Regions from separate parts of the Homo sapiens genome. Here region 1 is linked to region 2. Evidence: read pairs that join two places in POLR2A ChIA-PET (ENCODE). Cell type or tissue: GM12878. All regions are shown on one strand. Each heading gives the region's core, and the rest is flanking DNA. Links, peaks and the distances in the headings are about the cores only. Region 1 overlaps SNX29 (sorting nexin 29). Region 2 overlaps CPPED1 (calcineurin like phosphoesterase domain containing 1).

Region 1 (4,281 bases), core at 1-2,500, 250 kb before region 2:
ACAGCACAGGAAAGACTCGCCCCTGTGATTCAATTATCTCCCAATGGGTCCCTCCCATGATACATGGGAATTCAAGATGACACATGGTTTGGCTGTGTCCCCACCCAAGGATAATACAGGTGGAACATAAATGCCAGATTGATCTATTGATAATTATAAACAATTACCAAGAAGAGTGGATAAATCTTCCTTTTTGAATCCATCTAGACCCACTGTGATTAAAGCTATTATTTTGACTAGAAAACTAAGAAGATAGGAGAAAATTAGACATTTAAACAGCTACCTTCCATGCAACAAAGGAAATTTTAAATACAGACAATTAGGATTGCTTTCAAAATATATGAAAATAAAGGGATTAAGATTATACAGTCACCAGTAAGATCAGGCTGGTTTGGTTTTTCCAGGGCTAGGAGTGCAGCTGGAAGCCCTAGGAGGATGAGAGCAGGGATGAAGAGAAAATAAATTCCCCACCCCTCCATCCACCCATTCCTCCAATTAGTACTTACAGTGCACCATTTCAGATCCTGATAGTTCAACAGCAGATAAAGCATCTGTTTTCATGGGGGACACAGACATTGAATAGTGAGGCAGACATGCCTATGTGAGGTGGCGATTTCCAGTGAAAAGACAGGAAATGACATCACAGTCATCACAGAGGGAAAGAAGCCTGCTGGGGATGTGCTGTTTATGGTCTAGGAAGATGACAGGGATAGTTTGACCCGAAGTGGAGACCTGAGGCAGGGAGCCAGGCAGTGGACACAGCAGGTGCAAAGGTCCTGCAGCCTTGAAGAGTTGGCCCCTGGGAGAAACAGCAAGGAAGCCAGGGTAGCCCAGGAACAGAGAGGCCTTGCAGCCAAGGGAACTCTAGCTGCCATGTGGAGTCAGCAAAGGGTAGAGCTTTGTTATGGGTGATAGAACAGGTAGTTAGGGGACCATGTGGGCACCCCGGGGAGAGGGGATGGTGCCTCAGGCAGCCTGGGAAGGGGTATTCTCAAAGTAGAACTACCAGAACTTGCTGGTTTCAATGTGGGTGTGAGAGAAAGAGGAACTGGAAGAACAGAGTCCTGAGCTGTGGTTAACATCCCCCTCCCTCACGAGGATTAAATACACCCCCACGAAGTCAGCCTCAGCACCACTAAGCTGTCCCATGGGATGGAGATATGATTCCCACCCCAAGCACCATCTCCTGTAATAAAACCTGGCCCCCGCGTTCCTGTCTGGGATCTGCATAGCATGGCACCCATCACTGCCCCTCTAAGCCTCCTCCTGTGAAGCTGCAGCTGCTCACACTTGCCTGGCTACCGAACAGAATGGGCTCAAGAATGCTCTGCAGGGACAGCCTTACTGAGCCCCAGATTCCAAACTGGAGTTTAGCAAAATGAGCCACTTCCTTCAGCAGCAGTTCTAGGGCTGTATAGGAGCTGCTCTTAGGGGTTCAGGGATACCTCAATTCCCAGTCTGCCCTCAAGGTGCTCAGTCTTTTGGGAGACAGCATGGCACAGGGGTCTCGAGTGAACGTGGCATCCTGGACTTTTGCACTGCTCATATTGGTAAGGCAAGCACCACCCCTGGCACACACACGGTCAGGCATGACATAAAAAGATGTTGCTAAGGGACATTGAGGTCTATTTCTTGGGACAAGTAGGAATTTTCTATCCCTGTTCATTCTTCATCTTGGCCACACACATTTGCTCTCTTGCTCATCCCACAGCGCCTCCCACAAGGCCACGCTGGATCCTGCCACAGTGTTAGGTTACATTTCCTTCCTTCTGGCTCACCAGATGTGGACCTGACTGGGAAGGCTGGAAGCTACTGTCCCTGGAGCCCTACTCTCCTGGCTTGGTGCCTCCATGGGGAATGACAGTGGGCACTCTGCACCCACATGGAAGGGAGTCCCACACCTTCTAAGGTCTCCTTTGTAACCTACCTCTGGCTCCCCACTGTGCCACATCCCTGTACCATGGCATCTGTGTCTTTTGGACAGCACCGGGCTTTCAGGATGACTAGTCAGGGTTGTCTTGTCTGGACCAGATGCTTTGAGGGTGCAGCCTTCTGGGAATTCCCTCTAGGGATTTTCTATGATGCTGGCTTCCCTGTAAGTCCCACTCCAGGCCCGGGTACTCTGTCCAAGCCCCACAGCAGAAGAGGCTCTTCAGGGGCCTCATTTGGTGTCAACTCAGCAAGAAGTGAAGTTTAAAGCCCAGAGCACTGCAGGGCATTGTACTGGTGTAGGAGGGGTACATCCAGGGCTCCAAGGTGTTTTCTGTGCTGAGCTCATCTCTCATCCCCCAGCCACCACAGTGCTGGGTCATAGCTGGGCTGTTGTTTTCCTATGGCAGGCCCAGCCCTGTCTAGCTCTCAGTTCCTCTGCTCTGCAGCCAGGGCCCTTGGCCTGAACCCTACACATAGCAGCACTCACTCGGGCTGTAGGTATTCTTCAGTACCTGCTATGGCCTGGCATTTAGGGAACTCTCAAGCAACAGCACAAGTGAGGCCCCTGCTCTCCCGTGCTTTGGGTCCGTTGTAACAGCATAAAAAGCTTGTGGAGTATCTTAGGTGAGTCCACTCTTGCAGCTGGGCAGGCATCATAGTGTTCGGCTCCCTGTTACAGTGTCATTTCTTGGGGACATAGCAGATGGAAAATTCTGGGGTAGTTTTGATTTAGCAGTTATCACATTTGCTGTTCATGGAGTGTCTGCAGGGGCTAGGCACCCCTCACGATGCTTGTGTCTGCCAGCCATGGTGGCTCATCCCTGTAATCCCAGCACTTTGGGAGGCTGAGGTGGTAGATCACTCAGGGTCAGAAGTTGGAAACCAGCCTGGTCAATATGACAAAACCCCATGTCTACCAAAAATACAAAAATTAGCCATGGGTGGTGGTGTGCACCTGTAGTCCCAGCTACTCAGAAGGCTGAGGCAGGAGAATCTCTTGAACCTGGGAGGTGGAGGTTGCAGTGACCTAAGATTGCACCATTGAACTCCAGCGTGGGCAACAGGAAGATCCTCACACATACAAAGATGTTCATGCCATTTTTCATCCTCTATCTCAAATAGCCAGTAAGGCATGGAGTGGGCTTCCACCCTGGGACCCCAGCCCTAAGACCTGCACCTTTTTCTACTCCAGAGTCCTTGCCCTCCACACGCTCTGTAAAGAGCATAGCTGCCGAAACCAGCTTGAGGCAGTCCCAAGGCCCGGCATCTTGATGTCGCAGATGCTGCTTGGGGCCAGGAGAGTCACCCTACAAAGTGTGTTCCAGCATTTACTTTGAGACCTGTTGGTGATTAGCAGGTGATTTCTACTTGCAGACAAGGCCCATCATGGCTTCTGTGCCCTGTGTGGCCAGGCCTTGCCTCCTTGGCCGCATGACTGTGGTGAAACAGCCAAAGATGGTTCAGACTAGAACAGAGATCAGAAAATGATGGCCCACAGGCCAAATCTTACCCTCCACCTGTTTTTTATAAGTAAAGTTTTATTGGAACATGCCCAGTCATTCACACTTCATGTATAGCTTCTTATTATAAGGGCAAAGTTGAGTTGTAACTGAGATGGAATGCCTCCCTGGAGCCTAGTATGTTTAGTCTCACCCTTTATAGGAAGTTTGCCAACCTATGGGCTAGAATACTGAGGCTGATGTACACTCACATGTAAAGGGAATACCTTCCATACCGCATGTAGTGATATGGAAAAAATCTCCATGACATTATTACTAAGAGGATAAAGCATGGAAGAGTACCACACAATACCTTTCTAATTTTAGAAATAGCAAATATGGGCCAGACACAGAGGCTTATACCTGTAATCCCAGTACTGTGGGAGGCCAAGGTGGTTGGGTCACCTGAGGTCGAGTGTGAGACCAGCCTAGCCAACAAGAGGAAAACCCATCTCTACTAAAAATCCAAAAATTAGCCAGGCATGGTGGTGCACGCCTGTACTCCCACCTACTTGGGAGGCTGAGGCAGGAGAATCACTTAAACCCGGGAGGTGGAGGTTGGAGTGAGCTGACATTGTGTCATTACATTCCAGTCTGGGAGACACAGTCTCAATCTACAAAAAAAAAAAAAAAACCAAACACCAAATATGAGGATATATACTTCCACCGGTGCATACATACGTGCTTCTATGTGTAATGTATACCTGTAGAAAGACACATTAAAAAGTAACCGTCACTTAGTGGAGGACCAAGGTGGGAAGACTCACTTTTTCATGTATTCACCCCCCTCATGCTCTTATTCTACACTCCTGTGTTGCCTATTTAAAAAAGGTGATAAAATAGTTGAAAA
Region 2 (6,561 bases), core at 2,305-4,804:
GCTAACAGAAGCCCCAGATGCAAAGAGAAGGTAACCCTTCCCCCGGGCAGATGTGCTCCATGTGAGGGCACCCACCTGGTAGGCAAAACCTCTGCCTCTAGATGCTCTGGAGTAGTGCACACAGTGCACAGCCACCTGGTGTAGTCATGCAACTTTTTTTTTTTTCAGAGTCTCGCTCTGTGGCCCAGCCTGGAGTACAGTGGCATGATCTTGGCTCACTGCAAACTCCGCCTCCCAGGCGCATGCAGTTCTCCTGCCTCAGCCTCCAGAGTAGCTAGGATTACAGGTGCCAGCCACCATGCTCAGCTAATCATTGTATTTTTAGTACAGATGGGGTTTCACCATGTTGGCCAGGCTGGTCTCAAACTCCTGACCTCAAGCGATCCACTCGCCTCAGCCTCCCAAAGTGTTAGGATTACAGGCGTGAGCCACTGTACCCAGCCAACAACTTCTATTGGTTTGATCAACACCTTGGTCTCAGCTTTGTTTAGTCCGGAGACTCCATGGTACATGAGAGCAGTGGGTTGGACAGATACACCCAGGTGACCCAGGTGGAGTGTATTCATTCATACTCATCCATTTACTCAATATTAAATGGTCACTGAGGCCAGGCGTGGTGGCTTAGGCCTGTAATCCCAGCACTTCAAGAGGCCAAGGTGGGCAGTTCACTTGAGGTCAGGAATTCAAGACCAGCCTGGCCAACATGGTAAAATCCCATCTCTACCAAAACACAAAAATTAGCCAGGTGCAGTGGCATGCACCTGTAGTCCCAGCTACTTGGGAGTCCGAGGCAGGAGAATCACTTGAACCCAGGAAGCAGAGGTTGCAGTGAGCCAAGATCACGCCACTGCACTCTAGCCTGGGCGATAGAGCAAGACTTTGTCTTAAAAAAAAAAAAGCCACTGAGTGTCTACTACTGCTAGACACCATCCTAGGTCTGGGCTTCTTGCTCCTCAAGAATTTATAGTGTACAGGTAGAAAAAGACAGCAAAGTCACAAGAAGAAACATACAACTGGCCAGGCACTGTGGCTCATGCCTGTAATCCCAGCACTTTGGGAGGCTGAGGCAAGTGGATTACCTGAGGTCAGGAGTTCCAGACCAGCCTGGCCAACACGGTGAAACCCCATCTCTACTAAAAAATACAAAAATTAGCCAGGTGTGGTTGTGTGCACCTGAAATCCCAGCTACTTGGGAGTCTGAGGCAGGAGAATCGCTTGAATCCAGGAGGCAAAGCTTGCAGTGAGCCGAGATCATGCCACTGCACTCCAGCCTGGGCGACAGAGTGAGACTCTGTCTCAAAAAAACAACAAAAAAAACTCACAATGAGATACTACTTCACACCGATTTGGATGGTTATAATAAAAAAGAGTGGCAATAAGAAATGTTGGCAAGGATATGGAGAAACTGGAACCCATATACACTGCTGGTGGGAATGTAAAATGGCGCATCTGCTTTGGAAAATAGTTTGGTGGTTCCTCAAAATATTAAACATAGTTACCGTATGACTCAGCAATTCCAATCCTAGGTATCTACCCAAAAGATATGAGAACAAATACCCTTAAGAAGATGTGTCTGTGACTGTTCATAGCAGCTTTATTCCCAATAGACAAGAGGTACCCAGATGCGTGAAATGTCCATCAGTGTCAAAAAAAAAATGTCCAAATGTTTATCAATAGGTGGTCGGATAAACAAAATGGGTTATCTATACAATGGAATATCATTTAGTAAAAAGGAACAAAGTATTGGTTCAAGCTACAAAATAAGTGAGCCTCAGAAACCTTATGCTACCACAAAGAGGCCAGTCACAAAAGACCACATATTTTTCCATTAACATGAAATGTCCGGAAAAGGCCCATCTATGGAGGTAAATTAGCAGTTGCCTGTGCTGGGAGTGGCAACATGAAGAGACTTGCAAGTGGGTATAAAACCACTTTTTTGGGAAGGTAGAGATGTGCTAAAGTTAGATTGTGACTACACCACTCTAAAGTTAATAAAATCCCTTGAGTTGTAAACTTAAAATGCATGTTATGGTACATAAATTATACCTCAAGAAAGTTATTAAAAAAATTTAGGCCAGGTGCGGTGGCTCATGCCTGTAATCCCAGCACTTTTGGAGGCTAAGGCAGGAGGATTGCTCGGGTCCAAGAGTTCAAGACTAACCTGAGTGACACAGCGAAACTGTCTCTACAAAAAATATAAAAATCAGCCAGGCGTGGTAGCACCTTCTCTGTTCCTAGCTACTCAGGAGGTGGAGGTGGGAGGATCGAGCATGGCTTGAGCCCAGGAGGGGGAGGCTGCAGTGGGCGGAGATCATGCCACTGCACTCCAGCATAGGTGACAGAGTAAGACCCTGTCTCCAAAAAAAATTTTAAAGCAGGCAAGGCCCAGTGGCTCACACCTGTAATCCTAGCACAGGGATTTCCAATCTTTTGGCTTTCCTGGGCCACAACGGAAGAACTGTCTTGGGCCACACATGAAATACACTAACATTAATGATAGCTGATGAGCTTGAAAAAAAAATGGCAAAAAATTCCGAACTTTTAAGAAAGTTTAGGAATTTGTGCTGGGACACATTCAAAGCCATCCTGGGCCACATGTGGCCAGCAGACCATGGGTTGGACAAGCTTGTCCTAACAGTTTGGGAGGCTGAGGTGGGAGGATAGCTTCAGTTCAGGAGTTCAAGACCAGCCTGGACAACACAGTAAGACCTTGTCTCTACAAAAAAATACTTAAAAATTAGCCAGGCATGGTGGTGCACGCCTGTAGTCTCAGCTACTCAGGAGGCTGAGGTGGGAGGATCACTTAAGCACCACAGGTTGAGGCTGCAAATCAGCCATGATCACACCACTGTACTCCAGCCTGGGTGACAGAGCAAGACCACCTCAAAAGAAATAAAATACAATAAATAAATAAATAAATTTTTGAAAATGAAAAACCCCGACATTCAAAAATAAAATTAATTGTGTTTTCTGGAAATGTTATAGTGCAAACTTTTTACATATGTGTGCTGGTCACTCTATCCCTTGACTGATGATTACAACAAAGAGTTGAGAAAGTAATCATAAGCCCTATTTACTCACAGGAACTCTCAAATAAGAGGACCTTCAAATATATCTCAAATAAGAGATAACTAGTTTGGCCTAAATGTATGGCACAATTTAAAGCATTTATTTCATCATCATCATCCTGTTAGAATTTTTAAAACCACAATATTTTCAACTTTGTTCAAACTTGGAGATACCTTTCCAGGTCTACTATTTCTAGAAAAGTTCTTAGGTGAGACCTGCAAGAGACAGAGTGAGTTATTTTTTTACTGACACTATTCTCTGCCAAGGGAGAAGTTTTCCAGAGAGTACAAGGAAAGATTCAGGATTAGCAAATTCCATCAGCTTCTTAGGAATGAAATGTCTGGGAAAATAATCTTTTTAAGAATACCACCCATTAGTCCAGTTCTCTGAAGGGAAAATATCAAACTGGAAAAACAGATTCAGACCTAAAAATAATTAAGTCACTTTAAAAGCATATTTTATCTTGATCTCTCTCCCTTTTAGGATTTCTTCAAAACAGAAGCCATAAACTTCTCAAAAGACAATTACTAGAAGAAAGTAGTCCTAATTAGGATATGTGTCAAGAAAACCTAATTATCAATTTGCCTAATTAAAATGAATATCTGAACATGCCTTAGGAATGTGAGCTTTCTCAGGTGAGACATGTACAATTTTTTTTAATCAACATCCGTCAACAGAGCCTAGCACATTATGTTAACAGGGAACGGATGACTGAAACCAAGTGTCACACATACCACTACTGGAAGGAGTTGATGGGAATACTGTTACTCACGTAAATCACCGGTGGGAGGAAATGGGTCTTAAAGCAAAGCGCTCTTTCATTTAATTGGCAGGCTACACTTGGAAAACAAACTGCTCAATGAGCTGATTCTGCAGCAAAGGTGAAGGGTTCAGAGCTGTGATTTTTAGGGACTGTTGCTTGAGTTAATCAAACCCCTTTGATGGTGTGTGTTTTGGCAAGAGAAGGGGAAAAGTCAGTTTTTTTTTTTTTTTTTTTTGAGACACAGTCATCACTCTGTCTCCTAGGCTAGAGTGCAGCGGGCAATCTTGGCTTACTGCAACCTCCGCCTCTCAGGTTCAAGTGATTCTCCTGCCTCAGCCTCCCAAGTAGCTGGGATTACAGGTGCCTGCCACCACACCCGGCTAATTTTTTTAATTTTAGTAGAGATGGGGTTTCGCCATGTTGGCCAGACTGGTCTTAAACTCCTGGCCTCAAGCAATCCACCTGCCTCGGCCTCCCAAAGTGCAGGAATTACAGGCGTAAGCCACTGCTCCCAGCCTCGAAAAGCTAGTTCTTTAACTTTCTCAGTCTGCCCAAGGGGCAAATCTACTGGCTTCCCAAGGAGTCTGGAGAGGCCTCTGATGCCTCTAAGGGCACCTCTCCAAGTTGCCAGCGATGCTAATAGAGTCAGGACCCCGGGGAATTGTCAATGAGTGCAATGGAAGCAGCAATGGTAGGCTAGGGTTCAGCACCTAGTAATGTGAACCCACAAACCTGGGGTTCTCAGCAGAACACTCTGAGGCTGGGCCTCTCTAGGCCCTCCGTTAAATGACCCATCCTGGGTGTGTCTATGGGACTGCATGGCTCACAGAGGAGATCAAGTGCTGGCCCCACTTCTAGATTTACTCGGGGCTAAGAAAAGTTCAGAGTCACTCTCTCCTCCTATCAGCAGGGTAGGTATCTTATAGATTTATCATCAAGTCTCTCTCCAGCATCCCCATTCTTATCCAGGGGAGCTGCTCTCTGATCCTCTGGTCCCAGTGGTGGCCCCCTGGCAGCTGCAATGGCCTAGGAAGCTACTATACCTCAGCACTCCCACCATCTCCACTGAAAGACACCCCGTGCCCAATAGGCACCTCCAGCTACAGCAAATAAACACATTCAAAGTAAACAATGGGGGCCAAGTGCGGTGGCTCATGCCTGTAAATCCCAGCACTTTGGGAGGCCGAGGTGCCTGAGGTCAGGAGTCCCAGACCAGCCTGGCCAACATGGCGAAACCCTGTCTCTACTAAAAACACAAAAATTAGCGGGCATGGTGGTACATGCCTGTAATCCCAGCTACTCGGGAGGCTGAAGCAGGAGAATCGTTTGAACGTGGGAGGTGGAGGTTGCAGTGAGTAGCATCACTGCACTGCAGTCTGGGTGACAGAGCTAGACTCTGTCTCAAAAAAAAAAAAAAAAAAGTAAACCATGGGGGACTACAGAAATGCAGCCTCTGGACAAATCCTTGAGCTCCAGCTTCCAACTGGATTGCATCCCAAGTTGCTCTAAAGTAGAAATGCTTTTGTTGCCATTGCTGCAATCAGACCACTCTTTTCAAAATAAAAATCTGATCATACATCCTTGCTTCCTCACACATCCAGCTTGAAACCTCTTGATGCTATTAGGACACGACAAAAATCCTTAGTTACCACCACCTCCCTCTCCAGCCTCAGCCCACACCATGTCCCAACCTCATCTTTCTGCTCCAGACTCAGAGACTTCCTTCAGCCCTCATCCTTCCCTTTCCCATCCTGCCATGTCCTAGGACTCTCACACTTGCTCTGCCCATGGTCCACATGGTCTTCCCTCCCTTCGTGGCCCAGTTAACTCATACTCCTCTTTTAGCAATCAGACGAAGCAACACTTCCTCAGGGAAACCCTGCGTGAATGACCTCAGAGCCCACCAGTAGCCAAGCATTATTTTTTGTGCCCTAGCTTTGTACCTGGATTATTACAAGCCTCTGAGAGCATGTAACTTGAACCACTCCCCCGCCCCCAACTTCCTATTCTCCACCATACTGGACAGTGCAATAGGAATATAAGAAATATTTATTTCCTTTCGGTTTTTTTGTTTGTTTGTTTTGAGCTGGAGTCTTGCTCTGTTGTCCAGGGTGGAGTGCAGTGGCACATTCTCGGCTCACTGCAACTTCTGCTTCCCAGGCTCAGGCAATTCTCCTGCCATAGCCTCCCAAGTAGCTAGGACTACAGGCATGTGCCACCACACCCAGCTAATTTTGTATTTTTAGTACAGATGGAGTTTCACCATGTTGACCATGCTGGTCTCGAACTCCTGACCTCAGGTGATCCACCCGCCTCAGTCTCCCAAAGTGCTGGGATTACAGGCGTGAGCCACCGCGGCCGGCCCTCAACAAATATATAGGCGTGAGCCACCGCAGCCAGCCCACAACAAATATTTCTTGAACTGAAAAAAAAAATAATACAGCAGAGTAACAGGGAACTCTCATATACTGCTGGTGGGAGTATAAATTGGCACTACCACTTTGGAAGGCAGTTTGACCACATCTAGTAATGCTGGGGATGATTATACCCTATAACCCAGAACATAGCTTGTAGGTATATGCCTCAGAGTAACTCTCCCATGTGTCCACAAAGAGATTTGTACAGAATGTTCATAACAGCACTGTTACCAAGGGCAAAAACCAGAAACAACTAAATGGCCATTGTATTAGTCAGGATCCTTGCAGGAAATAGTTGGCATTCTCAAATTA

The links. ChIA-PET counts read pairs that join two places held together with the same protein. Peaks named below come from ENCODE experiments on the same cell type or tissue, not always from the same donor. Only the 100,000 strongest peaks of a DNase experiment are listed, where the experiment ranks them.
Region 1: POLR2A ChIA-PET joins it to region 2 with 10 read pairs; 5 of 35 experiments call an interaction of 5 or more read pairs at or near these places.

Annotation. Positions count from the first base shown.
Region 1 is chr16:12,546,483-12,550,763 of GRCh38, forward strand. All of the region lies in intron 20 of SNX29 (sorting nexin 29), which reads left to right. SNX29-AS3 (SNX29 antisense RNA 3) reads right to left here. Exons shown (of 4, transcript XR_007064988.1): 4 at 1-4,281. Among named protein-coding and RNA genes, the nearest start is that of SNX29-AS3, 63 kb to the right of the region's middle. RefSeq lists enhancers at 608-727, 818-867, 1,148-1,217, 1,874-2,343, 2,454-2,593. In GM12878, for the core only: no CTCF peak of the experiment used is centred there; DNase peaks (open chromatin) are centred at 1,049, 2,062 and 2,333; H3K4me3 peaks cover 937 bases; H3K27ac peaks cover 2,500 bases.
Region 2 is chr16:12,795,197-12,801,757 of GRCh38, forward strand. All of the region lies in intron 1 of CPPED1 (calcineurin like phosphoesterase domain containing 1), which reads right to left. Among named protein-coding and RNA genes, the nearest start is that of CPPED1, 5.4 kb to the right of the region's middle. In GM12878, for the core only: no CTCF peak of the experiment used is centred there; no DNase peak of the experiment used is centred there.